7 separate regions of the Homo sapiens genome follow, and all the other regions are linked to region 1. Evidence: chromatin loops called from intact Hi-C (ENCODE). Cell type or tissue: heart left ventricle. All regions are shown on one strand. Region 1 overlaps FOXP1 (forkhead box P1). Region 2 overlaps FOXP1 (forkhead box P1). Region 3 overlaps FOXP1 (forkhead box P1). Region 4 overlaps FOXP1 (forkhead box P1). Region 5 overlaps FOXP1 (forkhead box P1). Region 6 overlaps FOXP1 (forkhead box P1). Region 7 overlaps FOXP1 (forkhead box P1).

Region 1 (4,000 bases):
CTGCAACGCAGAGCAGCTGCAGGGGATGCTAATAAAATGCAGGATTTTGGACACTGAGCAAGGTAAGAGTCTGCCTTTTTCTCCTGCCCCTTGAAAAGGGATTGCTAGGAAATCATTTCCTGGTCTCTAACTGGACCAGCTGAGTTAGAGAGGAACATTTGCATTGGATACTCCACCCCTCCCCAAAGTGGAGAAGGCAGGCGTGGAAGCACTGTGAGACTCAGAAGGGAGATGAGGCAGTAAACCAGATCTTTCCCATTTTTTCCCCCAGCCTAGTCTTCTGTTTCTATGATCTGCCTTTTGAACTGTTTTTGTGGCTGATCAGTTCCACCTAATATGTCTCTTGATTTCTGCTATTGTAATACTCAGGCGACATGCTGTTCTCTTCATTTTTATAAGCTTTAGATGCTTCTGCCTGTCATTTTCTGGCGGTTTATCTTCAGCGTCTGGATTTGCTTTCAGACTTGAATGTCTATCAAGCTGCCGTTGCTTTGAATGTGAGATCAAAAGAAGATGAATTCCAGTAAAAAATTTCCTTCTATGAAGAAAAGATTGGGGCCTATGTAAACATCCCACTGACAGCTCCCAATGAGTTATTTTAGCCGAGTATTAGCACCTGGATGACAGACAGTCCAGCATTCCATGCTAAATAACAAATCAGTAGCTTCTGTGGCAGAAGAACATTGCCACAAGAGCAATACATTTTCAGAAGGAATCCTTTTCTTCCTCCTTTTTTTTTTTTTTTTTTTGTTATTGAATATGGCTGTTCAACTCTTCCTCCTGTTTTTCAAGCTGACTTGCTGTGCCTTCAGCAGTTTACTTTTCTTCACAGTATTTGCTGAATTACTCCGGTGACGGAAGACAGGACTGTGACAATCATTTTGGGGCGGGTTAAGGAGTGTTCCATTAGGCAAGCTAGGCATCTGGAGATAAACAGGTAGTTTGGTTGATGGTGGAGAAAGAAAATGTAAAGGACAGCCAGTCAAAGCCAGATCCAGGGCATATCCCTGGAATACGGGACGATGTGTTCTTTAAAAATACATGTGACAAAATCCTCTAAAGTCTGCAAAATCTGAATTTTCTTCTTCTTCTTTTTTTTTTCTTTTAAAGCATCCTGCCTATGTAAATGTCACCACAAAAATATCTCAAGAGCAGGTTTCCCGAAACCCTGTTGGTGTGTATTTGTCTGCGTGAATGAGCTGTGTTTGGCTAGGGCTTGGTCTAGCCAGGGCGCACTGCGTGTGCTGTGTCGCTGCTTGCAGACCTGGAGCGGTTTAGATATGTGTGGCATTAATAGATTTCTTTAAGTGCTAAATGCAACTTTGAAAATTACCTGCAAGCTCCAACTGATCTTTCAACTTTGAAAGTGAAGAATTACTTGAGGAATTCTTGTGGTTTCTTTGTCATTTAGTGAGAGCCCAGCCAGCTACTGTGGAGGCAAACCTCCCTGAGGTTGCCTACAAAGGGCAATGTTCCAGTGTGTTTTCTCTTCGAGTGTGCTTCAGCCGCACAGTACTTCCTGTTTATTCAAACATCTTTTTTACCACTCGGCAACCCCCGCTTCGCAGAAACAGCCAGAACCCATCTACAGCAAGAAGACGGAAATCCAAAGGCAGACAGTACGGGCTCCCTTCGCCAAACTCTTCATTTTCTCTGTAAGTGTCCAGAGAAAAAGAAACATTTTTTTGCTGGGTTAAACTTTTAAACTAGGGATCCGTTCTTGTGCAGACATTCTCTGAAGGGCGAAATAAGGTGATCCAACTTGTTTACTGCTTTTTTTCCTCCCCCTTCCCTCCTCTCTCCATCAGAGGCTTTTTTCTTTTTAGAGATTTGAGAGGACCGTTTCCTTCTAACTCCTTGTTTAATTCACTCTTGTTTTCAAATATGTCTTTGGATATAATCAGCTAAGTAAGCAGCCGGGTGGTGTCAGGATAGTTTTATAGGCTAAACGTAGATTGGAACCTCTCTCTGCTTACTGTGACATTGTTTCGTGTTGCCTTCTTTTTCTTCCTGTTATCACAAGTAGTAAGAGAATGTGGGGATGGTGCCTTTGTAATTCTGCATCTACAGAATTGTCCCCTGATGTTTGCATCACGACACCGTCATCATTTGTGAATCGGTCTTGGTAATATTTGTACCAATTTCATGCCAATAAAAGTCAGACTGCTGAAACACGCACGGTCATTATCTCATTCATATTCCTATTGTTTCAACGGAGTGGGCTGCAGAGGGAAAGGGAAAGCCTGCCTCACTTTCCGTGATGGTTGTTAACTTTGATGTTGGAAGGCTCTTTTCAAAATTTTCCTTGTGGATAATCAGTATAGCAGGAAAAGCCCTTGGACTTGGGCTGCCTCCTGGCTCTGAGTAGAAGAGCAATCTAACGGCTCTCTTAGTCCTTTCTGTTGAAATGACTTTTTAAACACATGATTTGACATTTTTGAAAAAGGTTCCACCTTTTCCTGTCTGTAGTCACTCCTTTTGCCTCTCTCCCCTCCCTCCACACCCCCCTTCCCTGACCCCCAACTTCAGTTTAATTGGTAAGCCAGGTGTTAATATTTCTTTTTTAACTATATGGTGGTCAGGGAATAGACAGGAAATGGAAAATAAGCTCTTTTGATCTTAAGAGAATTGTTATTACTGTGAACCTCGTTTGCTAGTCCGCAGTCTAAATATTTTTAAATTTTAGTATCTAAAACAGCATCTATTAGAATAGAGAAAGAAATATGCTCTGGGGTTGTCCAAACCTCTCATAGAAGAAACATTTAGATACATAAAATAATTGTATGTATGTGTGTGTGCATGTGTGTGTATTGCTATCGCTATGGTGGCTTTTTTGAATGTTCAGAAGTTGTTCTCTTTTGCAAGAAAAAATAAGATGTTTGCGACTGCCTTAAGGACAATTTGTTTAACAGTAGGAGTAATTGCAGGGAAAATGGAAAGAGTGACTGAAGGTATTTACTCAGATGTTAGTGTAGGTGTGGGGGCCGAAAACTCAGTGTGGGAACAGTGGGCTGCTTTTCTTGGTATCTTAGTCTATTTGATGACCATCAAATTTCCCAGCTCGCTCGTTTTGTTTTTTCTGGATGGCATGTTTGATTATTTATCAGAAGGGGAAGGGAGTAGCTGAAGCAAATAAACATGTGACCAAGTTCTGTTTTGTTTTCCACTCCGAAAGCCATGCCCTTTAACAGATATACAGAAAATAATAAATGCATTGTCTTATGATAAAAGGAAATTATATGTGTCTTTTTTTTTTTAAGGCAAGTGAGTTAACCCTTAAGGCTCAGGAGGCTTTTTGCCTTCTGAGAATTTGCCAGGCTTTTTATTGAGAATTAGCCTATTGCAACTAATGGTTTTATGGGACAGGATTTCCCAGGATTACTTGGTTCATTAATTTAGCTTTTTCTAGACAGTTCACTTAGGAATGTCTGCCTCAGTAGTTCGACTGTGTGGTGTATGTGTGTGTGTTTTAAATAATAATACCATTGGACAAACCAGTGACTCTTACCGTTTTGTCGAAGGCTATATTCTGATGTTTAAAGCTAAACATGAATAGCTCAACTAAAGGAAAGTATACCATAGTGTCTGTGGCTAGGGTACAACGTAATTTATCAGAGGCCAACATTTTGCCCCTCTCTTTAAAGATGTTAGGCAGGTGCTGTAATACAGAGAGTCTACTTATATGTCTGTGTCCCTCAGAAATACCTTCTAGTCTTTAATATTATGTAACCCATTTCATTATCTTCAAGGCTGTCATTATCTCAAATTGATTCCTCCAGAGGCCAAGGGAAAGGCTCAAATCTATATTAAATTTAGATTTAAAATTTGCGTTTTTTTTTTTTTTAGTTCTCAAGTGGGGTTTGCATGGCTTTGTGAAATCATTCTTAATATGTAGGCATTCACTGATATATGTGCGCATACTGGCACATTCTTTAAATACCGGAACATGATTTTCTGTAGGGGCTTCCTTACTTCTCCACATCCTGAAGAAGTGATGTGC
Region 2 (4,000 bases), 72 kb before region 1:
ATTAAAAGGGAACCAGTTCGTTTGCTTGATGAGAACCAGAACTAAATGTATGCTTTATATCATAATATAGACAGGTTGGTCTTCTTTTTTCCTCAGTGGCATGAACACGATTATTGAAGGTTTTAAATCTTAATGATGCAACATGAGTAATTTTAAAAGTACCTCTCTTAGAGCTAAAGCTAGTCTGAGTCTCATCCTTATTCTTTCTCAGTCTACTAACTGCATGGAGTTAACTGACAATAAAGTAAGAGGCATGTGTTCAATATTTCCAAAATAATGAAATCTACACAGTGAAATTCACATTCTTTTCCTTCCTTCCTTCCTTCCTTCCTTCCTTCCTTCCTTCCTTCCTTCCTTCCTCCTTCCTTTTCCATGAGCTTCTGTTATCTCTTCAGAATTGCATGCCATCTTCCTTTTTTCTCTGCACATGGATGAACAATGAGAAAGAGAATTTTTCTTTTCGGATGGGGGGTGGACTGTGTAATTACTCTAATAATTTTCCTAATAGTGATTTCACCATTAACTTCTCTTCTCCCCATAGAAATAGAAACATATTTTACAAAACTATGTTTAGTTTAATTTACACATCCTTTTATGAAGAGACCAACTTCTTTAAGGGCATTTATTCTGCTTCATATAAATAATTGATCAGCCAAGTTAATTTACTTCTGCCTGACTTGGTCAACCTTAATTAACTGCCCTGGAATCAAGACTGAACTTTTTGTTAGCTTAAAATCTTTCACAAGCATGATAACAAGGGCTTTATTTTCCCTAAATTTTCAGCATCAACACTGTAACCAAGGAAATAATCATAATAATAAAGCACAGCTTTAATTTACTATAAATACATTGGCCTGGACATTATGAATTTTCCAGAATACTTCCAGAGAGCAGCTCTGTTGGCAACAACAATAAATAAGCATGCTAAACTCAGTCCTTGTCCTTTTCTACAAGTCCCTCCAGCACAAAAATCGAACCTTTGAAGTCAGTAGCTCTGTAATGTTTCCAAGCAAGATGAGAAGTAGATCATTTTGGCTTCTTTAGGCTTTTTGACATCTATGCAATTGCAGCATTGACCTTTGTAGGGTTATATTAAATGGATCACGTGATTTAAACAGGCTCAGTTCATCTGGAGATGCCACACAGGAAAGCAGAGGAAGATTTGGTCTTGTTTCTGGAAGAAGGACTTGTTTGTGGGTATGGTGTGGCCATACCTTTGTATTCAGGCACTTTGTATGATTACACAGTGTTTCCTGCTGTCAGTATGTCATGGAGCAAGGCAGTTAGTTAGTTATAGAGTTAGTTATTCCCCCAGAGAGAAGCAGAGGTTATGCATACCGGGTGCCTGAGACAAGCTTCCTCGAAGAAAAGAGGGTGCAACGTCCCTTGATGGAGAAGATAGATTCCTCTCCTATATATTGACTTGATTTCAGATGACTCTAATAGTGAAAAGTCAAAAGAAAAAGACAGTTGTTTGCAAAATAGTGCAGATGGCTTATATCATTGTATTTTAATGCTTTTCTTTGTCCACCTGCCACTCTCATTGTTGTCTTTTCTGGAATTTCCTTAGTTTTCTTTTCATTAATTTCATTATCCACTACCCAGCACAGGACTTTACAAACTGGAGATTCTTAATAATGGACAAGTTCATGTCTGAAACAGAATAGTTATGGCTACATCTATCCCTTAACCGATTGAGCTTTAGTTTTCTTATCTGTGAAATGGGGATAACATTTACCTGCCTTATCTCCCTCCTAGCCTTGTTACAAGTTTGAAAAGCACATCAGAGGGCTTTTGCAATTTGTGAAGTGTGATACAGATATAAAGGCTTATTAAATGACTTGGAACGTTTGATAGAAATATTGCTGGCCCAGACACTGTTAGAAATGTTCTTAGACATTGACACTCCTATTTTTTCACATGTGCTTTTCAAAAAGCTGTTTTCTCCTGATTGGTGTGGGAGATTATGGGAAATTTTAAATCTTCCAACCTACATACTACTGTTAGCACTTGACTAATTAAGGACATCCTCAGACCAAAATAATCCTTTCTGCAATTTTGGTCCCAAAGCCTGCACTCTCACAAACCTGATTCACAAGCCAAGCTGCTTGGCTTGATGCCTGCAAAACTTGTACTGGAGGACTTGGCAGTCTGCTTTGGAACTGCATGGAGCAAAAACAGGGCCTTCTCATCAAATTGTGTATTGGAGACTGTTCTTACTCCACCCACCAGAATGGTGTCTCACCAAGGAAACAAAAGCAGGACCAATCTCTTAGACACCTGCTCTCAGGCCTGGGATCCCGATGGTCACATAGTCTGAAAGCAGCATTCTACCTGCAGTTCTCTTCCATCAGGACAGGATATTTGGCTAAATATTTATGCCTCATTCTTAGGGCAGGGATAGAGTTTATATATGTGCAATGTTGTTGTCTTTTGGGGATCAAGTCCCTGGTATGGGAAGGTATTCCCAGAAGGAAAAATATCTATATATATACATATTTTTAAATCTATATCTATAGATTTTTTCTTTATATATATTTGAGATATATCCCGATAATTAGATGGATTTCCTTGCTACCTACTCTAAGACAAATGCTCTCTTGCTTAAATACCTAACACTGTGCCTTTTCCTATAATTCTTTTTTTTTTCCCTCTCCCCGCCCCCTTTTTTCGAGACAGAGCCTTGCTCTGTTGCATGCTGTCTGCTCACTGCAACCTCTGCCTCCTGGGTTCAAGCAGTTCTCCTGCCTCAGCCTCCCGAGTAGCTGGGATTACAGGCATGTGCCACCATGCCCGGCTAATTTTTTTGTATTTTTAGTAGAGAGCAGTTTCACCATGTTGGCCAGGCTGGTCTCGAACTCCTGACCTCAAGTGATCTGCCTGCCTTGGCCTCCCAAAGTGCTGGGATTACAGGCATGAGCCACTGCACCCGGCTCTTTTCCTTTAGTTCTGTACAAAGGGGCAAGTTTGTGGAAGAGAGACTGAAACGCCCAGGGAAAAGTACCTAGGTTTCACTAATTCATTTCTTTTTTGGTGATGAACAAGGCACTCATGTTGTCACAAATTATCTTGTTACCTGATTCTTATATCTTAGGGAAGATTTTGGTTATTTTTGATAGACGCTTTACTCTGTGGACAGTAAGAATATAACTGCAATTTCTAAAGGACTGTAGTTATTAGAAAGTCTGATCTGAAGACATGAGAATGAAAAAATAATAATAGAAATCAAAAAATGAGAGTGAATCAGCTGTTACTTCTGAGTTTGTTTCCCACCTGCTAGTGAAAAATGCCATTCTCAATCCACTTTTGAATTGAATCAACTTAAAAAATATATACGTCTTTGGGTTTATGAAGAGTCTGTATCAAGTTGGATCATGCTATACAGTGAAAGGAAATGAAGAAACATGTGAATTTTTCTGCTTTTAATTTTTCCATTTGGTTTTTGTGCAAGTCTGTAGAAAACAGACTTCATCCAATTTCTAGCAAGAAAACAATGTCCTCTAAAGATACCCAAAGATTGAAATTTCCCTGTTGTCACATTTCATGTATGGGGCAGAAATCTGTAGCATTGGTTGTACATATGTCCTTCCACAATTGGAACACATTTGCCTAAAAATTTTCTGCCCTTTAATCTGGGATTGGTATTTCACATTAAAGTCTTAATTATTCAGGCATTTCTCAGCTTTCATGTTTGAACTCTTCACTTCCTTTAATGATTGTTGCTTTTCCTTTTCCAAATTCTGGTCTGTGAACTTGGAGTGTGAGCCTGCCGTTTTCATTGTTTTGCCCCCACTGAACCTCAACTTTAAAAATACACATTGTGGTAAAGGGCTTTGACTTAACTGAACTGCTTCAAATCCTGATTCCACCATTACTAGCTGTGACATGTAGTGGACAAACTAAATAACTTGTGGATCCTTAGTTTTCTCATCCGCAAACTGGGGGTAACAATCATCAGCAGCACTAAATTGGAGAATATGTGTAAATCACCTGCATTAGG
Region 3 (4,000 bases), 120 kb after region 1:
GCTGTAACTGTTACAGAGGCCAAGCTTGGTTCTTCAGGATAAAAATCCCATCTGTCAATACTGTGCCACTGTTAACAGAGAGAGGGGTTCAGAAAAAAGAGAGGTGGGGGGGACTCACAGGTCTAAAACTGAAGCATATTTTTTTTTCCCTCCTGAGGAAGAAATATCATAACTGTTGGTAAATCAAAACCAGAGATTTGACACTTTTCTGTGATCATTCTGCAGCATTTGTTCCCAAGGTGAGGTATACCACAGGGCCCTTGATTTCAAAGATAAATACTGTACAAATAACCATCCTGTTGTCTTTCCCTCACCGCCAACAGAGGGACGCTTTATCAGAATCAGCAGATACCCAGTCTATTGTATGCATTTATTTCCCTGTTTCTTCTGAAAACAACTTGCAGTTTTAGTGTTGATTTTTTTTTAATCTATCAACCATGAGTTATCATGTGACTGTTGCATTTGTTAGTGCTAACTGATAGCAGCAGGTGCTCCTGCTAACTCTAATGAAATCGTCCAGCCCTGCATTGCTTGGCATCCTCCGATAACAGAAAAACAAAAACAAGTCCCGTATCATCCAGAGTGGTGTGAAGCTCATCGGCGTTCTTCCATCTTCTCCCCACTTGAGTCCTTTCTTTTTTCTTCTTTTCAAACCAGGTGAAAGACACAATCTTCACTAGTAAAAACGTGGATTTGTAATTCTTCCCTTTCCTCCCCCTCCCTTTTTTTAATGCTCATGTAATGCATTGGCAAAATGAGGAGTAGATTTGAAGGTTAAATCCTGACCACATTTCCCTGTTTTTAACTTAGAAGGTAAAATCAAATGCAGGCCCATAGTTTCACAAACACCAGGTACTCTTATGTGCTTGGGGGAAAATGTTTCCATTTCTCCTAGTTTTTCTTTTAAGTGACCACTTGTATAACGTCTACTAAAAGTATCATTTGTATCCTTGCTTAGTATCCTATTTGAAAAGAATTTTTTTTCTTTTGGTGATTTCTCAGGGAGAAAAACTTCATGCAGAACAAAACAAAAATTCCCTTGCTTGTTAGATGTATGTAATTTATGAAAGCCAAAATAAACTGTATATGTGCTGTAATGGAAGACAGAGAAATGTTGAAGAAAATGCCCAGAAATGGAACTTTGACCCTTCCCGAAAGGTCGAGGGCTGTAGACAGTAGAGGACATTTCATTGGTAACTTGCTTTTTAAAATTTTTTTCTGTGAATTTTACTTTTCAAAACTGTGAAGAGTTTTGTGTGAAAGAAACTACTAAGTGTGCTCTGTAATGTTTTCACAAGTGTTTTTATCATGGTAACATCTTGTTTACTTTAGTTCCCTGCCTAAAACTACTTGGAACATGTTAAGAAAACACTTCAAGAAAGCCTCGACAAAGAGGCTTTTGTTTAACAGCCACCATGAGGCAGCGTGGATCACAAAGGTGTTAACTTTCAGCCCCTTAAGCACTTCCACATGAAATTCCAGCAACTATGTTTGTGGTTTTGGAAAAACAAAGTGTATGTTAAAGAAACCAGGTATATGCTAATACATGTCGAAGGAGGCCGGATATCATAAATTGTTTCAAACCCATTTGTGGCTCTCGGCTTGCACGCCTGAATGTTCTGCAGTGAAATTACCTCTAGTTAGTGTAGGAGACTTCAGCCATGTAGAGGGAATAGCTGTCTATAATTGTGGATGTATGCAAATCAAATTCCAGCCTCACAATTTAAATCTCGAGAAGATGAGGATGAAAATTTTCCCCATCAGATCTGAGGTGACAAGTCTTTGAGTATTGCAAAATGAGCTGTATATTTTTATGAATTTGACTTTTCTACTTATCATGCATTTTTTATTGGTTTTAGAAAAATAAAAATAGGGTGTTACCAAAAAAAATTTTTTCCCCCTTTTAATGTCTTTTTTAACCTTTCTGACATTGCTTAGGAGTTCAAGACCTTTCTTAGTACTCGAAGAGGTCAAAGTGGCCTAAATACCACAGTGCCCTCTAGTGATATATAGAATATTAGATAGAAAAGTTTAGACAAGTTTGCCAAAGATAACAGGCCCAGTGCCACCTCTTTGCTCAAAAGGAAGCAAATAACATTTGAACGCATTTTTTTTCAACAAACAGATTTTAGTTAGAAATGCAAATTAAATTTAAATTTTTCTTGTAGGCTTTGAAAACATTGGAAAATTTTTTGAATGTCTACTTATGCAATTAATTCTACATATAACTGCATATGTGCATGCGGTACATCTATATCACTGTAGATGCATTGTTGAGTGTTCTTATATTTTAAGAGCCATTAGTTAGCTTAGGTATTTCATGTGATCATTTCCGGCATGTAATTAGAAGGCATTACTTAAAAGACAGGGATCATCTTTGCTCCATACTTTTATTGACACTGTCTACCATATTATGGCCATGTCTAAATGGTAAAATTTATTATTAGCAATAGTGTCACAAAAGTCTGAGACAGCGATTTTCCTTTCAATAAAAGTAGTTAAAAACCTTTTAGAAAATCCATAATTTTGATTGCTGGTACTTCATAAACGTATAACTGGTACTTTTTAGCTGTCTCTTTAGGGAAAAATGAGTTTTATCACCTGCGGTACCTGGGTTAATGAAATTGTGTGTTGGAATTTAGCCAGGATGAAAGATGAGATCATTCCAAGACACTAATATTGGCAACAGGTCTCATAAAAAGCTCTGACTCTTGAGTGAAGTATCATTAGATTTTTTTATTATTATTATTTTATTTAAATTGAGAGATTAAGTTAGTTGTCATTTTCAAAGCTTCTGTACTAGCGAGATTCTCATTTGGCATTACGTTCAAAACCCAGTGACCTAAAAACCTGTACGGAGCCAAGAGAAACAGAGAAGTGTCCATCAGTGCCTAGTACAAGAATTTCCTTGCTTCAAATTTCAACTCCAGTTCCTGTTCAGCCCTTTACAAATCACGACTCTCAGCTCAAATTTGAAATAATGCTGCCTTTTTCCCCCGTGTTCCTCCTGTGTTTGATTGTTTGTGGATATTAGCTGTCCAGGAAATCCCATACTTACAGATATAAATCCAGAATGATCTTGTTTTTCCGCAGCCAGCCCAGGATGTATTAGACAGTTATGATGATTTGTTAATTTTTGTGACCTGTATTTATTTTATGTGTGCTGTATACTTCGAGGCTGGAATCAGCTGTTGAAATGCTCTCCGTCTCTCACAGGCAGAAAGGAAGCGCTCTACTTTTCCTTTTCTGCTTTGGATTTTCTTGCTTTATTTTTGGAAGGTTTTTTAAATCTCTTCACGTCTGCTTTTTATGCGCTTCTTCCATATGGTGATAAACAAGAGGTACATTGTGTTTGATAGACTTAAACTCAATCCTATCAAGGGTGGGTCTTTGGAGATGCATGAACAGGGTCACATTCTTTCCAAATGTGTTTTCCATCCATGATGTGTCTTGACTGTGTAATTCTATTCTCGTTTTTATGGTGATATACATTTCCCCCAAATAATATATTAATCCTCAGATTTAATATGTGTTTCAGTAGAATTCTGCCTATTACAGATAAGAAAATTATATTATAGTCTTGAAGAAGAATAAAAATCAACTGAAGTTAGCATTATTTTTTTTCTCTTATACCCGTCTTCATAAAGGGCACTCCTTATGATTCTGGTTTTTTTTTTTTTTTTTTTTTTTTTTTAAATCAGGTATTTGTTTCTCTCCACCTCTGATTCAGTTTCTATTCACAGAGACCCACTACTGCTCCTGAGTCTCAGTGTCAGCTCACTGGCTAAGAGATGCTGCCAGTTTTTGATGTCTCAACTTAGGATGGTTATAGAATAATGGAAACTAGGGCAGTCTACCAAAAAATTAAAGAAAAAGTAATAAAAATTCAATCCTACCAAACAATCTATATTTATAGTAGCCTGTTGTTTTTATAGCTGTATTTTAGCAAGATTTTATATTTGCATCAATTTCGGTCTGGAAAAATGACACATGCCAACGT
Region 4 (4,000 bases), 170 kb before region 1:
TAGTGAACTAGAGAATATAGTTAAGTAGCGTTTTTTTTTTTTTTTTTTTTTTTTTGGCTTATTCTCTTTAACTAGATATGCTTGAATGTATTATGTGTGAGTATATATGCACATATATATATGTGTGTGTATATATTTTTATATGTACACTTTATATGCATATATCAAACAGATCTTTGTAGGTACAGAGTCACAAGTATCAACTTACAATGTGACAAAGCAGAGAAACGAGACGTATATCTGACAATTGTGACTAAACAAACCGATTGTTTAAAATTCGTTGAATGTTAAAGATTGAAATGCAACCCATAGTAGAACTCCAGGGATGGGTATACTACAAGTTCTTTTTGGAGTAGCTGGAGATACAACAATAGCACTCCCCCCCGCCCCACGAGTGAGTTCTTAATTACTAATGAATACAATTCATTTTAATTGTTATTATAGCAACATAACATTTAACTGACTCCTGTTTAGTGGTGTCCCCTGGAATAGGCAGTGTCTCCTGTCAGAGTGAGGACAGGTAGAAGGCACAGCGGGCGTCTGATTGAGCCAGTTATTCATTTGCTGAGTGTTTGTGTTTATGCAAAGGGGCCTCTTCCTGCATATTTAATCTAGAGTAAGGCAGTGGCTTTTGTTGTGTTTAGCCCACATACCTTCAGTCCTTCCTCACACTGCCGCCAGCCTGGGAGCCCTGAGAGCCAGCAGGCTTCCAAGCGCCTGTAGTTTCTCCCTTACAAACTCTCAACTTTCTTCCGTTGTGTGAAAATTGCCTCTCCCGCCCCAAAGCTTTGCCTCCTCACCATGAACGGGTAAGTGTGTGCGAAGCCAAGGCTGACACTTTTGTTTCATTTTACTAATGTTGAGAGGGTACTTTGCTGCCCTTCTGAGCGCCTCCTGAAAGCAGTCCTGGTTCCTGGGCCGTTGTCAGCTTCTGGCTGCATTGAAATAGACAAGTACAGGTGCCTCTTAGGAAATGTGGCTGAATTTTGGACTCGCAGAGAAAGGCTCGTGAGGACTAGGGGGAATTAAAAAGAAAAGAGAGAGAGAGAGCAGCTTTATTATTCTTTGTCCTAACAAATCCTGTTTTGTAACTATCCTGCAGATAATGCTGCCATTGTTTGCTAAAAGCCTTCAAACAGTGTCTAAGACTGAACTGTAAGAAAACAGAAACTCTGCCGCTGTATTGTCTATACCCGGGCCAGGGTCCTCCCCGAAGGTCTGTGCCGGAATAGGAAAGGTTTTCTTCTGTGGAAATCGAATCGTCTCTTCATTGATATTAATAGCACACTAGAGATGTTGGCCATGATGCTCAGAGAGGCGGTCGGGAGGGAAGGAAATCTGATCTTGCTGGGGGGAAAATGACAGCCTCTTGGCCCCACGGTGGAGGAGACATCATCCAGGCTCAGTGTGCATAATGGCATCCTGGCTTAACTGTTTGCTCTAGGAATTTTAATCTTGAGCTGTTTGTTTTACTATCTGGGGTCTTGCTATTTTTTGTTCCCGTACTGTCTTTAGAAAGCACCATATTCAGGGGCTAATCCAGTCTTTTTTTAAAGTGAATTTTTAAAAACAGACTCAGAGAAATTCATGTAGTGTACACTTAGATCATTCTGGGGTATGATGGGGGTATTCTGCTTTCTTTTTGAGGGTAGAGTGTTATTTCAAAAATAAGTTGCCACAATTAACAAGGGTGAACCATCCAAGGAAGATATGTCCTGTGTGAAGATATTTCAGGGTGTGGGAATTATGTCCAGGCTCTAAAAGAAGGAGTTTTCATGACCGGTTAACTGTTGCCTCTGTTTGAGTAACTCTTTTCAACAGAAGAGTGTGCTGTTCCCCCGCCGGTTGGAAACTGTGAGAATTTAAATAAAATTTCATCAACCTTATTAAAATATGTAGGGACTTGTGTCTTCTTGGGTACAAATCAGTCTAGAGACTTAGAAGCATTTATTAACAGTGAGGCTGCTGAAGGTTTTTAATAACAAAATTACAAATACTCTATCTAATTGTAAGTATATGACTTTTATACTTGGTTTTTAAGGGGAAAAATACTTTTTTTTGAGGCAAAGTAACTCCGTCAGAGCACCTTCTGTGATTAGTGCTATTGTATTCTTAAATTTTGATTGATAGAGATAATAGTTTTCACTTAAAAATACAGACAGGTACTTTAACTTTCCATGACAATAGCTATTTGCATTTCTTTTATCTTTTTGTTTAACATTTGTGGGGGTTGGGATGGATTTGATTATTAACTCTTATTGCACACTAAAGGTGAATCTAAAACAAAGGCTTTGTTAGAGCTTCGAAGGGAAAACAGCAAATATTGTTTTTAGGTTTCAACATTTAAAGGCTGTTAAAGGATACCCATAAAATATTTTCACATGACCACGGCCAGGGTTTTCCTTTTCTGTAAGGCAGGAGAGAGTCATTTTTCCAAATGAGATGGGCCGATGTGGAGTGAGTGGGGGGCTGCCAGCCTGAAGTAATTTCATGGGCAAGCATCGACTGGGGTTTACTGCACCACGTGGCTTAATGTATAATATTTTAGGTTTTTGCCCTACTAGAATGGACTCCAAAGTTAGGTACTATGATCTGATGAGGGCCCCAGAGGATGAGGAGAAAGGAAGTAAAATGTTACTTGCAGGGATAGGAGAGAGATTTGAAGAATGGTGGATTCAAAGTCGCACATTTCTTTGATAGAGACAAGTAAAAGAAGTGTAGTGTTTGTGAAGCTGCAAGCCTGGGTAGCGTCCAAGTTTGCCTCTGGTCTCAGAGACCCCGGCTGCACAGCAGCTTCTTCCTTCCTTTTCTTTCTTGTTTCCTTGCTTTATTCTTTTCCTTTCTTTTTCCCCTCTGTTTTTCTCTATTTTTTCCTTTCTCCCCTTTTTCCGTTTTTATTTTCTTCTTTTCTTTCTTCATTCCCCACCTTCCCCACTTTTTTTTCTTTTCTTTTTTGAAATCTTACTCAGTATTTGAAGTCTTAAGGGCATAGAACAAACTTTGAGATTGATTTTGGAGTAGATTTTCTTCACTATAGAAAATAAAGTGACTCTTGTCTTATATTTTTCAATAGTCAAATATATGTTGATGTCCTTATATTTTCTAAGAAGTCATTGAAAAACAAGATATTAAAGCCCACAGAAGATAAGATTCCCTATTTAAAGAGGCAGCAAACTCTTGGAAATTGGCCTATTTGGACCAGTTTTTGCAAATGAGTACAGGCCATTTGATTGGAGGATTTGGGGGTATGGGAAGTTTGAACCATGTTCCTTCCTCAGTTTCCTAGTAAGAAAGTGTCCTCTAGCCATAGACCTACTGAACTGCCCCCCATCACCACCCAGGGGCTTGCTTTGCTCATCTTTGCATCTTTATTAAGACTGGTACACAATAGGTTCTCAGCCAGTATTGGGTAGGCTGAAGATTGAGATGAACTATGTTGGGCATACTTCAGAGTTGCTTTTGCACAATTATATAAAATGAAATATAATGCAGAAATCTTAATGCAGATAATTTATTTTAGCTGTCAAGAAAGGGAAGGGGGAAATACTATAAATGGGGAAAAAAAGAGCTGATACTCTTCATTTTCAGTTTTGTGAAATGAGATTGCACCTCCACATTTACCTGCAACTCAGTTCCAAGTAGGACATACTAGTGGACACCGTGTATTATATGTCACACAGATTAAATTAAGGGCAAAATATATCCATAGAAAGTATGATATTGAAATACTGCAATAATCTGAGGGTTCTTTAGAATAACAGTCCTAATTAGGGAGGAGGGGTGGTTGGGGAGGTAGAGAAAGAGGAATGTACATTTAGTGTCTCACCCTAGAGTTCGCAGTAGAAATTTGGTGTCCTGGACATGGTTTTTGTGGTCACTGTGTAACTTCAGGTAAATGATACTGTTGCAATCAATAGTGAAGAGGCCATGGAACAATTCTGGTGTTCACAGGATCTTAACTGTTACAGAGAATGACATAAAGGAAAATAAGTAATTTCTG
Region 5 (4,000 bases), 120 kb before region 1:
GCCAGAGGGCTGGGTTCAGATCCGGACTCCACTGCTTAGCTGTTGTGTGGCCAAGAGCAGATTATTTAACCTCTCTGAGCCTCAGTCTCCTCATTTTCAAAATGGAAATAATAACAGCCTGCATTTTGCAAGGCAATTGTAAAGATTAGGTGAGGAAATGCATGTAAAGTGACTAGTATAACTGCCGGCATATTTAAGAATAAATGGTAGCTTCTATTGTTGTTTTTGTTATTGTTTATGTTACTATGGTTACTAGTCCCAAGAAAGGCTGACTGAATTGATCTGGGGTTCATTCCCACCCAGGAAGAGGAAGTCAAGGCCCTGTTTGCTGGGTTGGCTGGGCTGGAGCCAGGGCTAAATGCCAGGCAGGCGCCAGGACCCTGCCCACTCCATCCCAGCTTAAATATTCTTACTATATTGTTTCTAGCTTGCCTATGGCCTCTGGCATCCACATGACTCTAAACTCCATTCAGTTATTTTCTTTCCTCCAATGCTAAATTAGGATGTTCACTTTGGTTCCTCCTGGGTTTCCAGCATCTGCAGAAATTCTACACAAAAGGATTCAGAAAGTGCTGGGGCTGGGAAGTTTGTGTTGGCCTTGTTTCAATGACCAATGCAGCTCTTTCTCCTTCCTACCCTTCCCACTGGCTTTTTTGTGATCAGTGACCACAAGACTAAGGACTCCACACCAGGCCTGAGGCCTATTGTGTGAACCAGCTGGCCATTCCCCTAATCTCATAGGTTGGTCCATCCCTGACTGAACCATAACTATGAGGAGCCTGGAGAGGAACTTCTTAAGTTTGTATTCGACTTCATGCTGAATTTTTTTTTTTTTTTTTTGAGATGACGTCTTGCTCTGTTGCCCAAGCTGGGGTGCAGTGGTGCAATCTCGGCTCACTGCAAGCTCCGCCTGCCAGGTTCAAGCGATTCTCCTGCCTCAGCCACCCGAGTAGCTGGGATTACATGTGCGCGCCACTATGCCTGGCTAATTTTTGTATTTTTAGTAGAGACAGGGTTTCACCATGTTGGTCAGGCTGGTCTTGAACTCCTGAGCTCGTGATCCACCTGCCTCGGCCTCCCAAAGTGCTGGGATTACAGGCGTGAGCCACCGTGCCTGGCCATGCTGGATTTTTTTAGACCTCCAGTTTAGTTTGCTTTGAGATCATCTTGAGTTCTTTCTGACTGTGGGTCCTGACTTCTTTTTCCAACTCCATTATTAGCAGGAAGAGAGCATGGCTGATGAACTGGTTAATTACATAGGAAACACGAGATCCTACAGATTTTGAATATTAGTTATGAGAGTTAATTGATTTGTGTGTGCTTAGTTGGTTTGCTTTCCCATAAAGGCTAACATATATTGTAGAGTAGGAGAGCTACATATAGAACACTATCTATTTTGGGCTCCTGTGTGGCACCTTATGGTTGCAAATGACCCAAAGCCAACTCCAGCTGGCTAAGCAAATAAGGGAATTTAATTGGCTTGTGTAATTGACAAGTCCAAGAGGAGGCCTGTTCTCTGTGAGCATTGTTAGGAATCTGTCTTGCTATTGTGCTCACCTTCTTGCCGCTGTGTCCTGGCCTCTGTTCAGCCAGCTCTCTTTTTGTGGAGGCAAGCCCGATTCATGCATTTAAAAGTTTAGCAAGCCAGCAGAAGGACAGCCTTTCTGTCTCCCAATAGTTCCTATGGAATGCTAGTAGTTGAGTATCATTCTTGGGACATGTCCATCCATCAGCCAATCAGTGTTGCTGGCAGAGCAGAACTCACTGATTGGTCAGACTTGGGTTATGGCTCCACCCTCTGGAGCTGAGAGATGCATCAGCCTCCTGTGAACCATTAGGACTGAGAGTGGAGAATGGGCGTTTCCCCAAAAGAAAAATCAGGCTAGTGTCATCAGAGAAAGGGGAGCATGGATGTTGGGCAGACAAAAACAACAGATATCCACTACCATATTTCCCTTTTCATTGTGCTAGTGACTTGGAGAAAATCTCCTGCCTGGTGTGTCTTGATTTCGCCACCAAAGTCGCTCGCAGGCCCTCGGCCTGATTTTATTTACAGCAGCAGCACACCTCTCTCTTCTTCCCTGCAGTCATGATACCCCGGTCTTTCCCCCAGAGGTTGGAATAAATGGCCTTCTCTGAGCCACAATCAATGGCATTCCGTAAGGTGTGACAGAGGAGGCCATCTGGCACTTGTCCCATTGTCGTTTCTCCCTGCCCAGGGAAGAGGCACATTCCAGGCAGAAGGTCGCAGCTCAGCCAAGTGCTGCTGTCTCTCAGAAGCATCACCCTCAGACTGGGGTCTGCAGCACAGAAACGCCACCAGAGTCAAACACCTGGCAGGATTTCCCCCTTTCCCTTTGTGAAATTTTCCAACAGAACCAGGTTGTGGAATAATACATAATGAAAATGATTCTTGAATAAAATTATAAGTTTGAATGTTCTGCACAATACTTTCCCCAATATTGGATGGATTTTTTTTTTAAGATGCTAGCACTGAGATCACTGGCCCATTTCAATTTTTATTGAAACAAATAAACCCAATAAAAACACTTATGCTGAGAGCTGTAGCGCCACAGTGAAAGAATCACCCTGTATTGAATGTATTGATTTATTTATTTACTGCAACTGGAAAATCGAGTATTGTGTTAATGTATTTTATAAGAATCACATTGCTCGATGAAATGGCTAATTTATTTGAGCGTATACATAAATAGCTAGCAATTTTCTCTGAGACAGGCTAATGAAAATGATGCCATGAAATTGTCTATACGATGAAGAGTGACGGAGACGAGTTATTATTGGGTGAGTGCTAAGACGCGCTGAACTGGCCATCATATCTTTGAACTTTTGAACTGCTACTTGTTTCGTGTGATTTATTGATTTTGCTATCTCTCTGTTTAGCTCAACTTTAGTTTTTGCCCAGCAGTGCAGATAAGTGGCATAGGAGATTTAATTTCATGGGTATTTGGGGTTAAAACCTATCTTTAAAAAGAATGCTAAACATGTTTTAATAAAACATGAGTTGCAGGGGTTTTAGGTTTCTGTACGATATGGATCTGATAAGAACCAAGGCAGTTTAGAGGGCAGCCCAGAGGTTCCAGGCTAGGGAGGAACTCTTTCTGAGCTTTGGAAGTTTCACCAGGGCCACATGCATTTTATTTGCTAGATCAGCCTGGCTTCATTCTTAATTACATGTATCATTTATCCCCCTGCCTGTGCCCTTTTGCTCATGGCACATGTTTTGCCTCGATGCCTGGTACACAGAAGGTTTCTCGGGTTCTCGCAGGCAGCATCACTGTCCCTGTCCTCCCGTCCTTGCACACCGAGGGCTGGCCGCTACCGAAGCACCCTCATTTTGGCTGATCTCATGGGGAAACTGCTTTCAAGAGCAGCCACGGCTCTCACCTAGGGAATAAAGATATGGAAGCCTTCTCAGCGTCGGGGCCAGAGCTGGCTCGCTGCTGCTCAGCTGCCTCCAGATTAGTTCTCTGTGGTCCCCATCAGCATTGTTACCCTCCTTATCAGCCTAGCCCTGACCTTTGAGTGGGATGTTTCACTCACTGCTTTGTGGTGGGGGGGGGGTGGTTTTCGTACTAAGTGATCATGGCAAGAAAGCAGCCTTACTTTTTATTGTTGTCTTTGGACCTGCAGAACTTTTCTTAAAAATGTAACATTTTGGGAACTCATTCTTCATAATATTTTTTATTTTATTAGCTAATTTCTAAAGGATGATTTGACAACAGTATTTTATGCTTTTTGTTTATTTGTGGGTGGGGGGGGTGGTGATTGGAGGAGGTGGGAAAGAGCTTTATCATGTAAAAGTAACCATCCTAGAAATTTCAGGTAATAAATTTTCAGGTGCATGAATGGTTAAGACTCTTCACTCAGTGACACAGTATGTGAATGAGGAATTTTTATGAAGGTAACGGTCTTGTTCTTTAAAAATCTGATTTATTTAGCAGGTACTTCTAAATGACCAAGTAATTTTAACCTTCAGAGA
Region 6 (4,000 bases), 96 kb before region 1:
GATTCCATTAAAGCTATGAGATCCATACAAGGTCCTGTGGTGTTTAGCCTTGTGCCCTTTACCTTCATTGTAACTGCTTAATGGAGCTGCAGTTTAATGCACATTTAGAGTACACCTGAGTAAAAACTCCACAGGAAAAAAAAAAAAGCAGGTTGATTTATGGCTTGTCATGTCTTTATTTAACCCAATAATTTCGGTGCGTATAGAGAATTGAAAACAGTAAGTTCTCCACTTAGGTACCAAATCTCTTGTCACTAAACTGAGGAAGCATCCCAGTGACCTAGAACTCCCTAAATATCCTCTCTTTCCGTGATGTGTTGGATTCAAACCTCAGTCTCCACAGGTTTGCTGATGGTAACTGCTGGTCATTCCTAGAATAATGTGTCAATTCAAAATTAGCAATATAATTTGACAGGGGCTTCTGCAAAGAGGTTTCTGGACACCTCCCCCGCCCCCCACCCGCCCCACCATGATATTGATTTGATTCCACCACATTCTTGGAATTGGTTACTGGAAGATCGGGAGCTGCATAGTCATACACATTCTTCGATTTAATATAGTTATTCATTTTAGCTGTAATGAATTAATCTGGCAACAGTTTTGGACTAGCCCAGAAGGCACTCCTCCTTCCTCTTTACTTACTGCTTATTAAAATCTTGCCGATGAATAGCAGGTAAATACGTTTCAGGATGTGAAGATTGAAAATTGTCACTTTATACTCCTTTGACTGTTTTTTTTTTTTTTTAAAAACATTGAGCATGATGGTAACCATTTTTTAATCTCAAAACAAATCTTTAATCTATGGTATAAGGCTGAGAAAGACCTGTAAGAGAACAAGACAAGTTTACTTAATCTTGACAGCCCTGGGTGTAATCTCACTCTGCTTGTGACAAGTCAGACTGTAAGATTTATAACTCCTTAATCAAATGTCTAGAAGTCTCAGGAAATGTTATCATAGGACTTCCTTTCACATGACTTACTGAGAACTCAATAGACCGTTAGATAAGCTCTAGACTAAGCTGGACCTTAGAATAATTTCAAATTGACTAATAGTTTTCTGGGGGGTTTCTTTGGCGGGAGAGTGTTTTCAATTTGTTTTGACAAGTGTATGTTTACAGACTCATTATATCAGAGGGCTCTGTTGCTTCCAATAGGAAGACACGGTAATTTTTGATGCCCTGTGGTCGTGGTCTTCACGTAAACGCTATTTGTGTTCCGAATCTTAGAGTTGTGTGGGAAGGGGATCCGAGGAGACATGAGGATCATAAAAGCTGCCCGATGTCACCATGGTCGCGTGCCTGTGGGGCTGTAAAGGCAGACTTAGACAAGAGCAGGGGACTGCAGTGGGCTCTGAGCCACTGTGTGTCAGTGGAAGGATGACTAAGAGTGTGAGAACCACTGCATCGCTAGAACCGCACCAGCCTTCTCATGTGGTCCAGGAGGCCCGGCACCGCCATTACCACGAAGACCAAAATGACTCTCCCCACCCACAGCCAAACCAGAGTCGTCCTGTGCGCTCTGCCCTGTCATCAGAGGGGACTGTCAGCTGCCGTCTGACATCCTGCGTGCTTTGGCTCTTACCCCAGTCTGACCAGTGTGACTGTACAGGATCCCTCTTCTTGGCCGGTGAACAGCGCACTTAGTGCCCTTGCAGGGAGCCTGAGAACGAGCAAGGTAGTGCGTGCGGGGAGTGAGCAAAAGAGAGACTCAGCGAGACAGGATGTGAGATGGAGGTGGAGAGCAAGACTGCGAGAGGAAAATGACAAGCAGAGAGAAAGGGATACTAAGAGGAAGATGGCAAACTGAAAGGGAAAGAGACTGTGTGACAGGGTGAGACAGAGTGAAAGAGATTGAGCCAGAATGAGATGCAGAAGGGGGTAGGGAGGGAGTGAGAGGGAGAGAGACAGGAGAGAGAGAGAGAGAGAGAGAACCCCGGGAAGCAATAGGGACCCCCAGAGTAGACCCTGCCATCACTTGTGCCTGGAAGAGGCTCTTGCATAGGTGACGGGCATTTTCAGGATGGCTGCCGGGTGGAGTTGAGCAGTGAGGCTGGCAGGAGTCACATCTGGGCCTGAGGCAAGTAGCCCAAACTGAAAAGGCAATGCTCTGATGTCAGCCTCATCCATCTAGGCTTAGAACAAGGATCTGTACTTTGAAGAATCCCAGCCTCCCCTGCAAGAAAGAGCCCAAGATTGTTACCATTTCAGACCTCAAGAGCCAAAGCAAGACACACCAGTTCCTAACCAGAGGGACTTGAGTTAGCTCTAGGAAATGGGAAGATTCAATTGATGTAATTTCAACTTCTTTTCCTCAGAGGCGTCCAGCAGCACAGGCTGCCAAAAAAGTGCCCATGCCCTTGATGTCTAAGCAAAGTGACTGTAAAAATAGAAGTAGTGTCTCAGAAGTTTTTTCTCTGCCCCTGTCTCTCCTGAATCTGAACCAGGCTGTTTAAAACTTGGCATCACTCAGCTTGCAAAGCTACCATTTGTTTCTAGAAAGTGAAAGTTTTTTTTGGTAAGCCCTCTGAAACTCAGTGTTGCCTAAATATCTGAAGACATGATTTTTCTCAGTCCGTCTTGGGCCCCCGTGCCCAGTCTCTCTTTGCTGCACCCGTTCTTCCTCTGCACTAATATGTCCTCATATCCAGCTCCTTTCCATAGATGTGATTGGGTTTCTGTTCATGTCTCCACTGTTCAAAAGATTTGTTTCCTCCACCATTAGTATTTGAGGGAGAACTCCCAAAACCTAGGGAGGGGAAAGCAAGTGGGCAGAGAACTAGAAATGAGATGAGAAAAATCGCTAGCTATTTCTGGCAAGGAAAAACATCTTTACAGTAACAGGAGTGTTTAACAGACAGACAAAATACCTTCAAAATATGCAAATCTCTGTTTATCTTACAGAATTCTACAGGGAACAAATCCGTAGCATTAGCAATTATGACAGCTCAGAAATTTTTTTCCTTCCTCGTCATAATTATAAACATCAGTATCGCTTAGAGCTTCACGTTAAAATGTTTTTCTCCTACTTCTTTTAAGAGTTATTTGTTTAACATGCTTTTATTATCCTAGATGATGTGATTTGGGAAGAAAGTATTAATTCTCTTATCAGCTCTGTTTCCTTTCCAGTTGTTCAGAGAATTGAGCTACACTAGTAGTTTATGAAGTAAGAGGTATTAAATAGAGAGCTCACTGCTGATCAGATTGAGCCACTTCTGAACTGTGGCTATCCAGGCAAAGGGGATTGACAGCTTAGCATTTATGCCGCAAATGTGTTGGAATAACATGGCAACAGAATCACAGGCATCTTTACTTCTCTCACACTGCCGCCTCCCAGCTAGTGCCTTTGTATCATTGAAATTTTTGAGAAACAAGATGCCTTAACTCCTTATCCAATGTTGCTTGTTCAGTCTGGCTTTGTGAATATTGTTCCTTGAGTGTGGTTTTGAAGGTGGCTGTGTTTTATTGCAGGTATTGTATAGGTCATGTATATTCTATCATTCATTCATCCACTTAGGCACTCATTCACTCATTCAAAATATTGACTGTGATGTGCCAAGTCCTGGCAGATTTGGGTACCGTTGTAGCTGAGTATTTCTAATTCTCTTAAACACATTGCCTACATTATCATGTTAGAATAATGTCAAATATAACCTTGTCACAACAACCAGTCTGTCGGGTGTCCTTGGCCTACAGTGCTAATCTGTGATTATTTTCTAATTTGATGCTGGCAACTCACATAGAACCACTGGGTGAGGGGATGGTTCTGTCCCATCTGGTCATTGATTTGTTTATTCAACAAATGTCCACCTACTATGTGTCACTGTGCTGGGTGCTGGGCCCTCTCCCTTTGACTTGCTGGATAATTTTAGAAGCTTGTCCAGTCTCACTGGTTTTTTGCTGTGTATGTTTTCTGAGACACTTCCAGTCCTCCGTTTGATCACAGCTTCCCATCTCTGCCTCTTGCCCATCACTTGTGCGGATTGTACTTAATCACTGTCCTG
Region 7 (4,000 bases), 130 kb before region 1:
GAGCCACCATGCCTGGTCCCATTCTGCGTTTTTTAAATATTGCCAAAACTGTGTTGCAAAGAACTAGTAAGAATATTCCTGACTTGCAGGTTCAGCCACTGGTCTTTCTTTAAGTGACTGTTAGCCAAATTTTTATAATTTAGGAGCACCCATAACAAAGAAGCACTATATCACAATATTGTGAATTATATTCAGCAAGAGTTCAATAAACTCAGCTTCCTCCCGTGAATCAGCATCAAGCATGGGCCTTCCCATCATACTGCTTGAGTTCTTTGGTCACAACTAACAGAGATTCCCTTTGGCCAACTTAAAGGTAATCCTTAAAAGAAGATATTGGATGAATAGCTGGTAGCTCAGAATGAACAGAAGATGGCTAAGATAGGAAGCAGGACAGTCCCAGTATATAGGAAGTGCCAGTATCTTCCCCAGCTCGTCGCAGCCACTGCTAAAATCAGTACTCCTCAAACATGTTTCTGTCCTCACATCAGTCTACTCAGATGAATCAGACAGGCCTAGTCTAAGTCCCATATCTACCCCATGGCGATGACAGGGCAGGGGATCTTGACTAAGAGTCCCAGCCTACATGCAACAGTGGGGGAAAGTAGTTCCTTAAAAGAACATTGAAGTGAGAGGCCGGGCGCGGTGGCTCACGCCTGTAATCCCAGCACTTTGGGAGGCCGAGGCAGGTGAATCATGAGGTTAAGCGGTTGAGACCATCCTGGCCAACATGGTGAATCCCCATCTCTACTAAAAATAAAAAAATTAGCTGGGTGTGATAGTGGGCACCTGTAGTCCCAGCTACTCGGGAGGCTGCGGCAGGAGAATGGTGTGAACCCGAGAGGTGGAGCTTGCAGTAAGCCAAGATGGCACCACTGCACTCCAGCCTGGGCAACAGAGTGAGACTCCGTCTCAAAAAAAAGAAAAGAAAACAGAAAATTGAAGTGAGAATGGATTCTGGATGCCCCGCCCCCACCACCAAATTCAACAAACCCCTGCTGTCCCTGAGCTCTACAGGAATAGTGGAGTTGATTGGAGAGAGGCGCAGTTTCCTCTCTGGAGTCCCATCTTTTGTGACTTTCAACCTCCTTTCTGAGCAGGCTATTGACTCTGTCTTTGACGATGTGAGGAAACCTTCCAGCTTTGCATCACAGCAAGTTTGATGAGCCTGCCTTTACCTTGGATGTCTTCATCTGGTATTTACGTCATTGGGAAAGATGTAATGACATACCAAGACCTGTAGCTTAGCTTGCTGCTGAAGACCTTCGTCCAACTAGTCCTAATAAAACCCAAGCTCTAAAAACTCATCATCAAATAATAAAAGAGAAATAGAGTAAATGCACAATTCATGAGATTAATATAGACCAGGAAGACAGTCTTTTTTTCCCTAATAATCTTTACTTTTATATCCTACTTTATAGGGGTGCTGTTTAATTTCATGTTCATTTACTTTAATTACTTCTTGCATGTAGTTTGTGGGGAAGTTTGCCATTTTCCAACGTCTAAAAGATGGCTTACTTGAGTTTCGTTTCAGACCCTTTTAAAATTAATATATAATAAAACATAATATGTGTATTTGTCATTTTTCATCTCCAAGGATTACTCATCATAATCGAATCAATTTTTCCAGGGAGATTTTATCAGACTTACAAGTCAAATTAGTTGAATGCATTTCTTTTGCTAATAAACAGAGAACCTTTACCCTGGAAGCATCTCCCCACTGAATTCCAATAATTTAGTGTTTCCTTGCCTTAAGAGCTCAACCAGTAAATGACCTAGGCATCAAAAGAAATTTATTAGCCTAAAAGAAGATTGTTAAGATGGGAGAACTTAAGAGTATGAAAGCGAGGAAACATAATAAAATCAAAATGTAAATATTGAATACATATATGTTAGGTATTTTTTTAAAACTTCATTTTAGAGGGTTAGGCTTAACTCTCCCCCACCCCAAGCAAAACATTTCGGGGTACAGATTTTTCTGTCTCTATAGTTGCATTTACTTCTATGTTGCACATGGGGACAGTGTAAGGCTAACGGGCTATTATATTCTGACCTAAACAATTCCTGTGTTTCTAATTTAGAAGATAATTGCAGTCAAGGTAGGACAAGACCATTTTGGATGGTGGCTAGTCTGATTGCTGCCTCTGTCTTGAGTTGCCTTATGATCTATAGGTCCGAGGTTAATTGTGGGAAGATTTTGGCCATGAAACTACAGCAAGCCTTTACAGGAATGGAAAAAGGGTGTAGTTTCTTTCAAGTGCATTTATTAGGGTAGGTGTGATCACCGACTCACTGCTTGGCGTTAAGTGGGCCCATTGGTTATTGCTGTGAGGTGGTTCTAAATCCTCCTTTTAAAAAGCTCCGTTCAAGTTGCTGTGACCTTCTCATGCTGCTTGCTCCCAAGTATTTCAAATGTTGCAATGCTGGGCATTTTGTCAAGCTCATAACTGAAATGCTTTCTCCATATAAGATATGGAGTTTGACCCTATAGTAGAGATATGAATGTGGATTTGCTTTTACCCTGTAGATAAGATCAGCTACAGTGAAAGACACAGGTAAATAGAATGCTTAGGCAGAAACTGTTGGAATCCAGTGTACATGTGAAAAGAGTGAAATTTTTCAGGGCTAACAGTAAAGCCCTCTTCAGTGTGTAACTGGAATTCACCTTCTCTAGTATTTTTGCACAAGATTGAGAATAAAAATGGTTGTGATTGATGAAGCATTCAGTGTATATCTAACTGTAAGTCGGACTAGAGGGACTTTTAAATCACCCAAATGAAAGATTGTATTATCATGAACATTAATATGTAACAGTTAAGTGTGTCATAGCTTATCATAAGTCCTGGCATTCGCAGAGCTCTTTGAGGCCAGCCAACCAATAAGGAAAAACTTTTTAGCAAATGCCGGTCCACAATACCTCCATGAGTGAGGTCAGCCCAGTAGTCATGACTCTTAATAGGTTATTTATTTTTGTGTGCCCAACCTACCTACCTGTACATTCTAGTCACACTTTGCGGGGGCCTTGAAGATGTACTCTGAATTTTCTCCTCCCAATATTCTTACAGGGAAGACAAAAGCAGGTTGAAACCAAGGGGAAAATTTTACTTCTGGTGAGACTAGGAAGTTAGGGGGGAGGAAAATACCCAGAGTAACTTATTAAGGCATGGAGGTTGGATTAGTTAAATGTTTAGAAATTTTAAAATTTCTTATAGATTTGTTACCATTTATGTGGTTGACAGATTATTAACTGTTCACCCCTAGAAAACCAATTCAGGAAGGTAGAAACTTCTGTTTTTTATCTTTTGCAAAGTAATGTCTTTTCCTCCAAATTTGTAAGGTGTACATGTTCATAGCAGAAAATTTGAACTATAAGGCAAAATATTTTTAAAATCGTAACTACCTCTGTTCTTAATACCCAGAGAAACTTAGTAACTGGAAGGGCTATCCTTACATGTATAACATTTTTTTAAATGTTAGTGCTACATATATTTAATTAATTACATTTTTAACGGGTACATACTTTTTTCATTTGGCGTATTTATTATGTGGTCATATGTCCATTGAAGCTTTCTTTGTCTTTGTATCTACCATAACACCAAGTCCAGTACCATTTTAGTGGGATGAGCTTATTAATATTTTTTAAAATTACAATAGGTACATCTTATCAGAGTTAAATCTTCGAGTTATTTGTGGAAGGGAGAGAGAAGAGAAAAGGAGTAAATATTTACTGAGAACCTAGCACATGCTGAGTACTGGGTTACATACTTCATAGTAATATTGCACTTTATTATCATTAAATACTGATGATGATGATGATGGTAGCTAAGTATCATTGTGTACTTGCTGTGTAAAAGATCAGAACTTGGACATGTATCATTTCATTTAATTCTCACCACAACTCACTAAAGTTAAACACGTCTATTATTTCCATATTAAAGATGGAAAACCTGAGGTTCAGAGAGGTTAAGCTAATTACTCAAGATCACACAGCCAAAAATTATGA

The links. A loop is a pair of places that touch in the nucleus more often than their neighbours do. Peaks named below come from ENCODE experiments on the same cell type or tissue, not always from the same donor. Only the 100,000 strongest peaks of a DNase experiment are listed, where the experiment ranks them.
Region 2: a loop joins it to region 1, with 2.7 times the contacts of the local background. A loop is called at or near these places in 10 of 110 quality-filtered maps.
Region 3: it touches region 1 in a loop (2.6-fold over the local background); 18 of 110 quality-filtered maps call a loop at or near these places.
Region 4: it touches region 1 in a loop (2.2-fold over the local background); 21 of 110 quality-filtered maps call a loop at or near these places.
Region 5: a loop joins it to region 1, with 4 times the contacts of the local background. A loop is called at or near these places in 28 of 110 quality-filtered maps.
Region 6: it touches region 1 in a loop (1.9-fold over the local background); 15 of 110 quality-filtered maps call a loop at or near these places.
Region 7: a loop joins it to region 1, with 2.5 times the contacts of the local background. A loop is called at or near these places in 27 of 110 quality-filtered maps.

The regions. Positions count from the first base shown.
Region 1 is chr3:71,128,153-71,132,152 of GRCh38, reverse strand. All of the region lies in intron 6 of FOXP1 (forkhead box P1), which reads left to right. Among named protein-coding and RNA genes, the nearest start is that of FOXP1-AS1, 160 kb to the left of the region's middle. RefSeq lists an enhancer at 1,686-2,428. In heart left ventricle, no CTCF peak of the experiment used is centred here; DNase peaks (open chromatin) are centred at 1,232 and 1,552; H3K4me3 peaks cover 4,000 bases; H3K27ac peaks cover 4,000 bases.
Region 2 is chr3:71,200,299-71,204,298 of GRCh38, reverse strand. The region is part of intron 5 of FOXP1 (forkhead box P1); the gene reads left to right. Among named protein-coding and RNA genes, the nearest start is that of FOXP1-AS1, 87 kb to the left of the region's middle. In heart left ventricle, no CTCF peak of the experiment used is centred here; no DNase peak of the experiment used is centred here.
Region 3 is chr3:71,005,009-71,009,008 of GRCh38, reverse strand. All of the region lies in intron 12 of FOXP1 (forkhead box P1), which reads left to right. Among named protein-coding and RNA genes, the nearest start is that of FOXP1-AS1, 280 kb to the left of the region's middle. In heart left ventricle, a CTCF peak has its summit at 1,995 (motif pointing left); no DNase peak of the experiment used is centred here; H3K27ac peaks cover 2,171 bases.
Region 4 is chr3:71,302,687-71,306,686 of GRCh38, reverse strand. The region is part of intron 4 of FOXP1 (forkhead box P1); the gene reads left to right. It overlaps FOXP1-AS1 (FOXP1 antisense RNA 1), which reads right to left. Exons shown (of 5, transcript NR_126463.1): 4 at 3,827-3,959; 5 at 833-1,015. Among named protein-coding and RNA genes, the nearest start is that of FOXP1-AS1, 15 kb to the right of the region's middle. RefSeq lists an enhancer at 234-889. In heart left ventricle, a CTCF peak has its summit at 1,824; a DNase peak (open chromatin) is centred at 1,366; H3K4me3 peaks cover 1,606 bases; H3K27ac peaks cover 1,790 bases.
Region 5 is chr3:71,245,581-71,249,580 of GRCh38, reverse strand. The region is part of intron 5 of FOXP1 (forkhead box P1); the gene reads left to right. Among named protein-coding and RNA genes, the nearest start is that of FOXP1-AS1, 42 kb to the left of the region's middle. In heart left ventricle, a CTCF peak has its summit at 1,770; DNase peaks (open chromatin) are centred at 350 and 3,335; H3K4me3 peaks cover 457 bases; H3K27ac peaks cover 2,239 bases.
Region 6 is chr3:71,224,478-71,228,477 of GRCh38, reverse strand. All of the region lies in intron 5 of FOXP1 (forkhead box P1), which reads left to right. Among named protein-coding and RNA genes, the nearest start is that of FOXP1-AS1, 63 kb to the left of the region's middle. RefSeq lists enhancers at 1-317, 1,511-2,011. In heart left ventricle, no CTCF peak of the experiment used is centred here; a DNase peak (open chromatin) is centred at 1,537; H3K4me3 peaks cover 2,002 bases; H3K27ac peaks cover 2,173 bases.
Region 7 is chr3:71,253,313-71,257,312 of GRCh38, reverse strand. The region is part of intron 5 of FOXP1 (forkhead box P1); the gene reads left to right. Among named protein-coding and RNA genes, the nearest start is that of FOXP1-AS1, 34 kb to the left of the region's middle. In heart left ventricle, a CTCF peak has its summit at 2,011; no DNase peak of the experiment used is centred here; H3K27ac peaks cover 1,143 bases.